Linked DNA regions of Homo sapiens: region 2 is linked to region 1. Evidence: chromatin contacts called from ENCODE Hi-C or POLR2A ChIA-PET data. All regions are on one chromosome and are shown on one strand. The core of a region is the stretch at or near the end of the contact, and the rest is flanking DNA. Distances in the headings are between cores, read along the strand shown.

Evidence for each region. A loop is a pair of places that touch in the nucleus more often than their neighbours do. ChIA-PET counts read pairs that join two places held with the same protein, here RNA polymerase II (POLR2A). Pooled maps may share reads with other maps.
Region 2: a pooled map shows a loop between it and region 1 (8-fold over the local background). The contact joins the promoter of LINC01560 here to the enhancer-like site in region 1. A Hi-C loop is called at or near these places in 1 of 168 maps with a recorded cell type or tissue (CD4-positive, alpha-beta T cell), 4 of 37 single-sample maps with no recorded cell type and 13 of 50 pooled maps. POLR2A ChIA-PET finds 5 or more read pairs at or near these places in 3 of 52 experiments (AG04449, activated B cell and activated naive CD4-positive, alpha-beta T cell).

What each region holds. Positions count from the first base shown.
Region 1 is chrX:47,538,047-47,542,903 of GRCh38, reverse strand. No RefSeq gene overlaps it. Among named protein-coding and RNA genes, the nearest start is that of ARAF, 21 kb to the left of the region's middle. RefSeq lists an enhancer at 1,420-1,714. Within about 2 kb of position 1,568, at least 18 of the 41 ENCODE cell types and tissues checked have a DNase peak (open chromatin) inside an H3K27ac peak, as active enhancers do.
Region 2 is chrX:47,478,989-47,484,313 of GRCh38, reverse strand. LINC01560 (long intergenic non-protein coding RNA 1560) reads right to left here and starts at 1,598. Exons shown (of 1, transcript NR_126059.1): 1 at 1-1,598. ZNF41 (zinc finger protein 41) reads left to right here and starts at 1,092. Exons shown (of 5, transcript NM_001324144.2): 1 at 1,092-1,219. RefSeq lists a silencer at 1,078-1,367 and an enhancer at 1,358-1,657.

The sequences.
Region 1 (4,857 bases), core at 319-2,818:
CTCAGCACAAAATAAGCATTTTAAAATGCAAAACAAAATATGGTGGAAAAGAGAAGAAATCCCCTATCTTGGAACTAAAGAATGCCTACAAACATACTTATTCTGTATGTCTACATATATGTACATAGGACTTCCATGTCAGCAGGTTTGGCTCAAGGGTTTCCTGGCCCTTCCTTGTACTCACAGTTTAGAGAAGCCCTCCGTGTCTGCAATGGGTTTGATGACTGGGCCCATCCACGGGTACTGAGGAAGGCAATGCCCAGAGGGCAGAGGCCAGTTAAGGTCCAAGGAGATGAGGTCTCCCTGAAGAATAGTTGGAGGACTAAAGAATGAGTGGGGCTTAGCCAAGTGACAGCTGGGGTTGGAGTGATAGTAACAGTTCCAGTTTCCTAAGAAGAGGGGCTTGTGATCTAGATGAGGTCCCTTTTTCTTCGGAGGGTTGGGGAGTTCATGGTATGAAAAGTATCTGAATCTCTAAATATTTGTGGAATAAATGGGTAAATGATCCTTTCATTCAAAATATACTTTAATGACAGAAAGTCATCAGACAGGGTCTTCTCTTCCTTGAAATCAAGATAAAAATAACGGCACTTCATGGTGCAGTGTTTTTCATTTCTTTCTGGAAAAGATATCTGTACCCTCTGCACATAAGTGGGTGCTTCTACTTTTTGGCTACAAGGGTTAAAATGATCAGTTATATATATATAGGCTAAATAAATTACTTTCTTGTATATTATTTTACACATAAGCACCCACTTATGTTCTAAAAATTCTTTTAATACAGATTTTTAAAAATTGCTCCAAGTGTTTTTAATCTTTTTGATGGGCATATATTTACTTCCTGTCTCTTGCCTTTTTGTTGTTGTTTGTTTGTTTGTTTTGAGACAGACTGGAGTGCAGTGGCGCGATCTCGGCTCACTGCAACCACCGCCTCCCGGGTTCAAGCAATTTTCGTTCCTCAGCCTCCCGAGTAGCTGGGATTACAGGCGCCCGACACCACACCCAGCTAAGTTTCGTATTTTTGTAGAGAGAGGGTTTCACCATGTTGGCCAGGCTGGTCCCGAACTCCTGACCTCAAATAATCCACCCACCTTGGCCTCCCAAAGTGCTGGGATTAAAGGCATGAGCCACCACACCCAGCCGCTTTTTCAAACTATATTTTCTCTTTCTGAAAAGAGAATATTCAAAATAAAAGAAACACGATAATGGTGTAAAATCTGGGAAATTAAAGAATGGAGTGAAATAAGCCATAATCTCTTTAGTAGTAATCATGGTTTACCATTGTGATATATTCCTTTTTAATGCATTTTCCTCTGAAGGCTTTATATGTCTCTATATCTTTTAAATACATTTTAAAATGAGAATAGGAATCTGAGGGGAATAAAAGCTGTAATATAAAATACGCGCAGGCTCATTCACATGATGGAAATGTTTTCCAGAGCCACTGGGTATTCTTAGAAACCATTTCTACCGCCGCCTAGACTAAAAGGAAGTGCAGACACCGTCAGTTGTTAGCTGACCGGCTGCAACTGGAACCTGAGAGCCCTTTGGCTGGAGTGTGGGAGGAGAGGAATTCTCGTTCCTGATTTGCTGATTGGTGTCTGCAGTGTCTTCTGTGTATGCCTGACTGTGGCTCAGAATACAGGGCCCTCTGCTGGGCTATGTGGAAAATTCCATCCAGGGAATTTTCTGGAAAGAACCGAGCCATGGAGAATGTAGGGGAAATATTCTAAGAACTAAAGAAAACAACTAAGTACTCATTTGACTTGATACAAGTTGGAAACTGCTTGGCAGATACAATATTGACGTGGTCAAATTAGAAAGCTCACCCCCCACACACACATCCACCCTCCTTTTTGTTATAAACATCTGAGATGTACTGCTGTGTGAAGTTTATTTTTAAAAGTTAATGACTAAAATGGGCCGGGCACAGTGGCTCACGCCTGTAATCCCAGCACTGTGTGAGGCTGAGGTGGGTGGTGGTGCACACCAGTCATACCAGCTACTCGAGAGGTTGAGAGGTAAGAGAATTGCTTGAACCCTGGAGGCGGAGGTTTTAGTGAGCTGAGATCGTGCCACTGCACTGCATCCTGCTAGACAGAGCGAGACTCTCTTAAAAAGAAAAAAAAGAGTTAGTGACTCAAATGGTACACTTTTATCATCACTCTGGAAAGCAAAACTGTGTAATTTTAAATATTCATACGTTTATTATCTTCAAAATCTAAATGAACTTTTGTTTTTTATTTGTTTTTATTATTATTATTATTATTATTTTGGGACAAGATCTCGCTCTGTCACCTAGACTGGAGTGCAGTGGCGCTATCATAGCTCACTGCAGGCTTGAACTCACAGGCTCAAGCCATCCTCTCACCTCATCATCCCCCCCACCAACTGCAGCCCCACCACCACCTCAGCTCCCCCACCAGTAGCTGGGACTACAGGCGTGCACCACCATGCCTGGCTAATATTTTTTATTATCTTTGTAAAGACGAGGATCTCCCTATGTTGCCCAGGCTGGTCCCAGACTCCTGGGCTCAAGTCATCTTCTGTCCTTGGTCTCCCAAAGTGCTGGGATACACCCATGAGCCACCGCACCCAGCCTGTTTTTTTTTTTAAATATTAAACTTCCTATCCACCTGGAGTAGTGTAAACTTGTTCTGTGATTTGGCAGTTTTCTTCTCAGAATCACTTGTCTCTAGCCACATGTTGGAGCAGAGAATGTCATGAAACCATTGGTTTAGGTGCTGGGTGTAGGCTCATTCTTTGCTCCTCATATAACCTAGTTAGTTAAGATATTAACAAAAGAGAAGAGGGTAATATCTAAATATAGACTTTTATATAATGAGATACTAATACATCCATTAAAACAAATGCACTCACTTGGAAAGATGCCATTATTTTACTGCCAAGTGAATAAAAATAGCTTGCAGAGCAGTAAGTACTCACTGATCTCATTTTCCTTAAAAAAATTATCTTGGTATAAGATCAGCAAAATGTTCCAAAGCACATGCAAAGAATTAAAATTTTGGGGGGCCTAATTCATTGCTTTTTTTTCGTGACTTCTAATTTGTCAATTATAAAAATATTTTCCCTGGCTGGGCGTGGTGGCTCATGCCTGTAATCCTGGCACTTTGGGAGGCCAAGGCAGGTGGATTGCCTGAGCTCAGGAGTATGAGACCATCCTGGGCGACATGGTGAAACCACATCTCTACTAAAAATACAAAAAAAAAAAATTAGTCAGGCGTGGTGGTGGGCACCTGTAGTCCCAGCTACTTGGGAGGCTTAGGCAGGAGAATTGCTTGAACTCAAGAGGCCAAAGTTGCAGTGAGCCGAGCTTGAGCCACTGCACTCCAGCCTGGGCGACAGAGCGAGACTCCGTTTCCAAATATATATATATATATTTTTTTTCCCCTAGTTTTAACGTAATACTCCCAAGTTTGTTGATTGGTTTTATTTTTTATTTATTTATTTTTTTTGTTTTACATTCAAAGCTTCTATCCAGATGAAATTTATTTTGGCATGAGGAGTAAGATAGACATTGAATTTTCTTTTTTATTTCCCCAAGTAACTGCTAGGGGACCCTAGAAATAATTGAAAGTTATTTGAATTTCTCAGGAAAATAGCACTTTGAAGTTCTCAGTTAGTGAAAGCTTTCAAAGGAAGAAAATTTTCAGAACCCTTTAAATATTGCACTTAACTGGGCATGATGGCTAGCACCTGTAATCTCAGCTACTCCAGAGGCTGAGGTAGGAGGACTGCTTGAACCTGGGAGGCAGAGGTTGCAATGAGCCGAGATCAAGCCACTACGCCAGCCTGGGCAACAGAGGGAGACCCTGTCCGTGAATTAGGTCAGTCTTGCATTGCTATAAAGAAATACCTGAGACCGGGTAATTTATAAAGAAAAGAGGCTTAATTGGCTCACAGTTTTATACAGGACTGTACAGGAAGGAGCCTGGGGAGGCCTCAAGGAGCTTTTACTCATGACGGAAGCCAAAGTGGGAACAGGTATCTCACATGGCAGAGCGAGAGCAAAGGGTGGGGAGGTGCCACACACTTTAAACAACCAAATATCTCGTGAAGTGAACCCACTCACTATAGCGAGGACAGCACCAAGCCATGAAGGATCTGCCCCCATGACCCAATCACCTCCCACCAGGCCCTACCTCAAACATTGAGGATTACAATTCAACATGAGCTTTGGCAAGGACATATATTCAAACTATATCACCCCATCTCTAAAGAAAAATTTGTAAGTAAATAAGTAAAAATAAATATTTGCACTTTTTTTTTAAAGATGCCCAGGCTGGAGTGCAATGGCGTGATCTCGGCTCACTGTAACCTCCGCCTCCCAGGTTCAAGCGATTCTCCTGCCTCAGCCTCCCGAGTAGCTGAGACTACAGGTGCCCGCCACCACACCCAGCTAATGTTTATACTTTTAATAGAGACGGGGTTTCACCATGTTGGCCAGGATGGTCTCGATCTCTTAACCTCATGATCCGCCCGCCTTGGCCTCCCAAAGTACTGGGATTACAGGCATGAGCCACAGCACCTGGCCGGTTTTTCTTTGTAGTTTTAGTAGAGACAGGATTTCACCATGTTGGTCAGGCCAGTCTCAAACTCCTGACCTCAGGTGATCCGCCTGCCTCGGCCTCCCAAAGTGCTGGGATTACACATGTGAGCCACTGCGCCCAGCCTTATCTCAACTTTTTATATTGATTACATGGTGAAATGATAACATTTTGGATATAATGGATTAAATAAAATATATTAAATTATTTTAAAAAATCAGTAGTTTGCGGAAAGGCACTTTGAGATCTTGTAAACATTCTGTTCCTCATCAAATTTTCAATGTATTCA
Region 2 (5,325 bases), core at 349-2,848, 59 kb after region 1:
AGGAAACTTTATAATCTTTTGGGGGAAGGAATTTGGCTATATCTATTCAGTAATGAAACCTGCAGTTAATAATAAAACTTCAAAACATAGGAAGCAAAAATTGAATAGCACAAGGAAAACCTGCCAGTACAGTCTCTCTCTCTCCTCTCTCTCTTTCTCCCTGCCACATCACCCCCAGTTGACAAGCTGAAGGGAATTATCAGGAAACACACATTTTAAAAGGCCCAACGCACAAGCTTGAACCAATAGAGCCGCAGAGTACGATAAATCCAACAACTAGAAGATACAGTGTTTTCAATCAAGGCACAAAACCATTTTTGAAAGCTGGCCTCGTACTTGAGCCTTAAGGCAAGTTTCATCAAATTTCAAACTCAACGTTCTTGGGCCACAAGGCAAATGGGCTTAGAAATCACTAACACAGGGATTAACTTCTTGTTCGTTTGCGGAAATGCAAAATGGTGTTAAGACCTGTAACATTTTCTGCAGTCCCTCTAAATTCCTTCTTTGAATAATCGATTCCTAGAACAGGACGCGACGGACCAAGCTGGGTCAAACTGCCGACAGCTCCATTGGGCAGCATGTCCACCCCTGATGACCAAATCCCACCAAACGTGCAGCTGGCACTCGGCCGCCTTTGTTTCCTTCCCCTAGAATAAAACTCCGCTGCTTTCCCACGTTCCTGGAGCAGCAGCCGGAATAAAGCGCCCATGGCCTTGCCCTTTGAGTCTCGGAGGATGTTTGCCACTCCAACAATGGACTTTTAAATAATTCAGGGGTCAAAAGGCGTGTGTGGGGGGGGGAGAAAAGTTACAAATCAGCACTTGAAACCGAACACAAACAAAAATCAAACAAATCCGAACTAATATAACAAATCAAAACTTTGATCTTTAGAAGAAAACTTCAACCTTAATGCTTCCAGGAGGAAAGCAGAAAGGATAATGACTGAATTGTGAAAACGAGCCAAAATGTTCCACCACTGATGTCACACACACCTATGACTCCCTGCACAGATCCACGGTCCCGGGCGCTGAATCCCCGCAACCCTCTGCGCCCACAGAGGTTAAACTCTCGCTGCTGGCGACTTCCGCTTCCTGGCCTAAATCTGACACGCACGACTCCCCCCGCGGCAACTGCACAGGTTCGGTGACAGCCGAGACGCCGAGTGTTTCCCGCAGCCGGCCGGGGTCCAGGTCGGAAATGTAGCCAGTGGGGCCGCCAGGTGGGCTCCAGACGCGGTGGGCGCGGGGTCCCGGCCGCCGCGGGAGAGGGGTCGCCGCGTCCCACAGAGCAGTGCGGCGGCAGGGGCGGGGGCGGGTGCGTCTCGCGACCTGCTCCTGGGGGTGGGGGCTGGGCGATATTTAAAGAGGCGGAGGCTCCCCGGTAGGGACGGCCTGAGGCCGAGGGCACCCTGAGGGCGGAAGAGGCAAAGCGCCTCGCCCGCCGGGGCCTCGGAGGTGACTAACTCCTAGAGGCTGCGGCGGAGGGGAGAAGCCTGGTGGTACATTCCATGGCCCAGTGCCTCGGCCACTGGAAAATCCCACAGGGGTATATCGAGTAGGGGACCGCGGGCTCCGCGGCAGAAATGACCGCCCTTCCAAGATGGCGGCTCCCGTAGAGACACTCCCAAGGAGACAGCCATGTTCCTTGCCTGAGAGTCACTGAAGGAAATTGGAAAGCCCGCCTCTCCTTCGACGCACACGCGCACGCGCACGCACGCACCGGCGCGGTGTAAGGGCACCCACCAGGTGTAATTGTGGGCGAGCGGCCGCTTCGGAGCTGACACTAAGCATGTGCAGATCAAGTCCAGAAGCGCCGGGGTTCCTCGAAGCAGTTTTCAGGACTTAAGGCTCTGGGAGTGAGTTTAACAGACGGACTTAGGGCCACTTAAGCATTGAGATAAATATGGAGATGTTATGACATGGATCAAGCATTAAGATAATTATGGGGATGTTATGACATGGATTTTGTACTCGAAGATGCTCAGTAGGATGAGTAAGGAGGCTTCTCTGGGGTCATTTATAGGGAGGTGCAGAATGAGTGATTGGGGTTTGTGGGTGAGTGATGGGTCACTAGAGAAAGTTGATGGGTAGCCTGTGGGATGAGTGTTGGGGACACCGGAGTGAATAATAAGGGGGTCTGTGGGGTGAGTGATACAGGGTCTCTAGGGTGAGTGATAAGGTATATGTGAGATGAGTGATGAGAAGTCCGTGGGGGTAAGAAAGGGCTGTGCGGGGTGACTACTGGAGGTCTGTGAGGTGTGGGATGGGGTTTATTGGGTGATTGACCAAGGTTCCTGCTGGGTGAGTGATGCGTTTCTTTGGGACTAGTGATGGGGGGCTGTGGAATCAGATATGCAGCTTCCTGGGGTCAGTGATAGGTGGTCTTTAGGTCTGAGATGAGGTTATTTCAAAACCTACTTTTGACTTTGTTGGTCCTCCTGTATCTTTGTTTCTCTGTCATTAATATCTGCCCTTAACTTCGTTATTTCTTTTCTGTTTTTTAATTTTGTTCTCATTTTTAAAGTCCTGAATTTAATGCTTATCTTACTATCCAGTCATTTTATTTTATAATATAAACATTCAGTTTATAAATTTTTCTCTAAGAACACTTTAGCTCCGTGTCACATGTTTTGTTGTGGTTGCTGCTGTTCGGTTTTATTTTGTTTTGAGACAGGGTCTCACTCTGTCGCCCAGAGATGGAGTGCAGTGGCACGATCATGGCTCACTGCAGCCTCAACCTCCTGTGCTCAGTCGATCCTCCCAACTTAGCCTCCCAAGTAGCTGGAACTATAGGCATGTGCTGCCACACCCACTAATTTTTTATTTTGTGTAGACACGGGGTCTCACTATGTTGCCCAGGCTGATTTTTGTTTTAAAGATACAAGAATCTCTCTCTGTTGCCTAGGCTGGAGTGCAGTGAAACCATCATGGCTCATTGCAGCCTCAACCTCCTAGGCTCAAGTGACCCTCCCACCTCAGCCTCCCAAGTTGCTAGGACTACAGGCAGGCTTGCCCAGCTAATTTTTAAATTTTTTGTAGAGATTGGGGTCTTGCTATGTTGCCCAGGCTGGTCTTGAACTCCTTGGCCTCAAGCAATCCTCAAGTAGTCCTCCCACCTCATCCTCCCAAAGTGCTGGAACTACAGGCGTGAGCATCTGACCCACAAGTTTTGATATGTAGCATCTCCACTATAGTTTCCTTCTAATGTTTTCTAATTGCAGTTGCAATGTTCACTCTTACCACTGGGTTATTTAGATATGAGATTTTGATTTCCCAAAACGTTGACATTTTTGTTATTGATTTCTAAATTGTGGTTAGAGGCTGTCACCTGAGTGATCATTACGTGCAGGAATGATGCTTTTAAGTTCAATACATACCACCAAACTACTTTCCAAAACTTTTGTAAAATTGGAACTCCCACCAGCAACATATGAGAAGGCTTCTTCCAAAATCCTGTTCCACATTGGATTTTTTTTTAATTTACCCCATTCTGAGGGCCAAACACAAGGGTATCTAGTTTGCCTTGATGTGCGTTTTCCTGACAACTAGTGACTGAACATTATTTCATTCTTATTGGCCATTGAAATATATATTTAAACTTTTTCATATCCTTTGCCCTTTTTTTCCTTTAGGTGGTTTGTCTTTCTTACTAATTTGTGAATATTAACCTATATTGTAACTATATTTCCTCTATCTCTATATTTTGACTTTGAAAGGTGTCTTCACATTTGATTTTTAAAAAATCATCTATTAAGATATATCTGCCTTTTTCCTTTACAGGTTCTGAGTGTCTTGTCTTGCCTAGTGACTTCCTCATTTCATGTTCAAACAAATACGCCTTAAATTTATTTTTAATATATTTATTTCAATTTTTTAAAGTTAAATTTTAATCTAACTGGAATTTATTTTGGTGTATGGTATGAGATGGAATCAGTTCGTATATTCCATTTGGATAGCTAATTTTCCAGCACCAGTCGTTAAATGAATACCCTTTTCTAATTCAATTAAATGTCACTTTTGTCACATAAGTTCCCAAATGTGTATTGTTTTATTTCTGAACTCTGTTTAGTTCTTCTGATATATGTATCTACTCCTTTTTAAAAAATCATATTGACTTTAGAAATAGTTTTAACATCATGTAGAACTAGTCCCCCTTGCTTTCTTTTTGGTTGCTTTAATTAATTTTCTTGTGCGTTTATTCTTCTTCTTTTTTTTTTGAGATGGAGTCTTGCTCTGCTGTCACCTAGCCTGGAGTGCAGTGGCGCAATCTTGGCTCACTGCGACCTCCACCTCCCGGGTTCAAACAATTCTCCTGCCTCAGCCTCCCAAGTAGCTGGGACTATAGGCGCGTGCCACCCTGCCCAGCTAATTTTTGTATTTTTAGTAGAGACGAGGTTTCACCATATTGACCAGACTGGTCTCAAACTCCTGACCTCGTGATCTGCGTGCCTCGGCCTCCCAAAGTGCTGGGATTACAGGCATGAGCCACCGCACCCAGCCTTATTCTTCCATGTAAATGTTAAAACTATTTTATCTAGTTTCAAAAATAACCACTAAAACTATAATTTTTATAGTTTTCTTATGGGTCCAACACCTTTTTTTTTTTTTAACAGTTCATCCTTAGATATTTTACCTTTGTTTTTATCATCATTGTGAATAGCATATTTTTTTTCTATTTCCATAGGGAAAATCTATTTTTATAATTTTATTTCATATTCAATCCAATTACCAAATTATCATATGAATGTAGTTGCTTTTTACAGTCTCTTACTTTTCCTAGCTATCGTATTCCATCCAATTAAAAATGATACTGTCTCTTCCTTTCAAATATTTATTCTGATCACCTCATCTTCTGTTGCACTAGTTAGAGCTTTCAGAACAATGTTGAGTGACATTTAATAGAGGGTATTTGCTATCTTGTTGCTAATGTTAATGAAAATAACTTGGGCATTTTTTATTTGAATGTGAAAGGTGTTTATTCATTAATCTATTCAATAAACATTTATTGAATACCTACCCCTTGCCAGACATTGGCTTTGCAACCCTGCTTGGCACTTACTAGCTATGATTTTTTTTTTCTAACAGCTTTATTGTATCATTCATCTACCATAAAATTCACCCATTTAAAGCTTACAGTTCAGCAGTTCTTAGCATATTCACTGAATTGTGCAACCATCATCACAATCTAATTTTAGAGTATTTTATCATCCCAAAAGGAAACATCGTACCCATTAGCAATCATTCCTCATTCCCAACCCTCACCCCTAGCCACAGGCAACCACTAATTTACTTCCTGTCTCTATAGATTGGTCTATTCTAGACATTT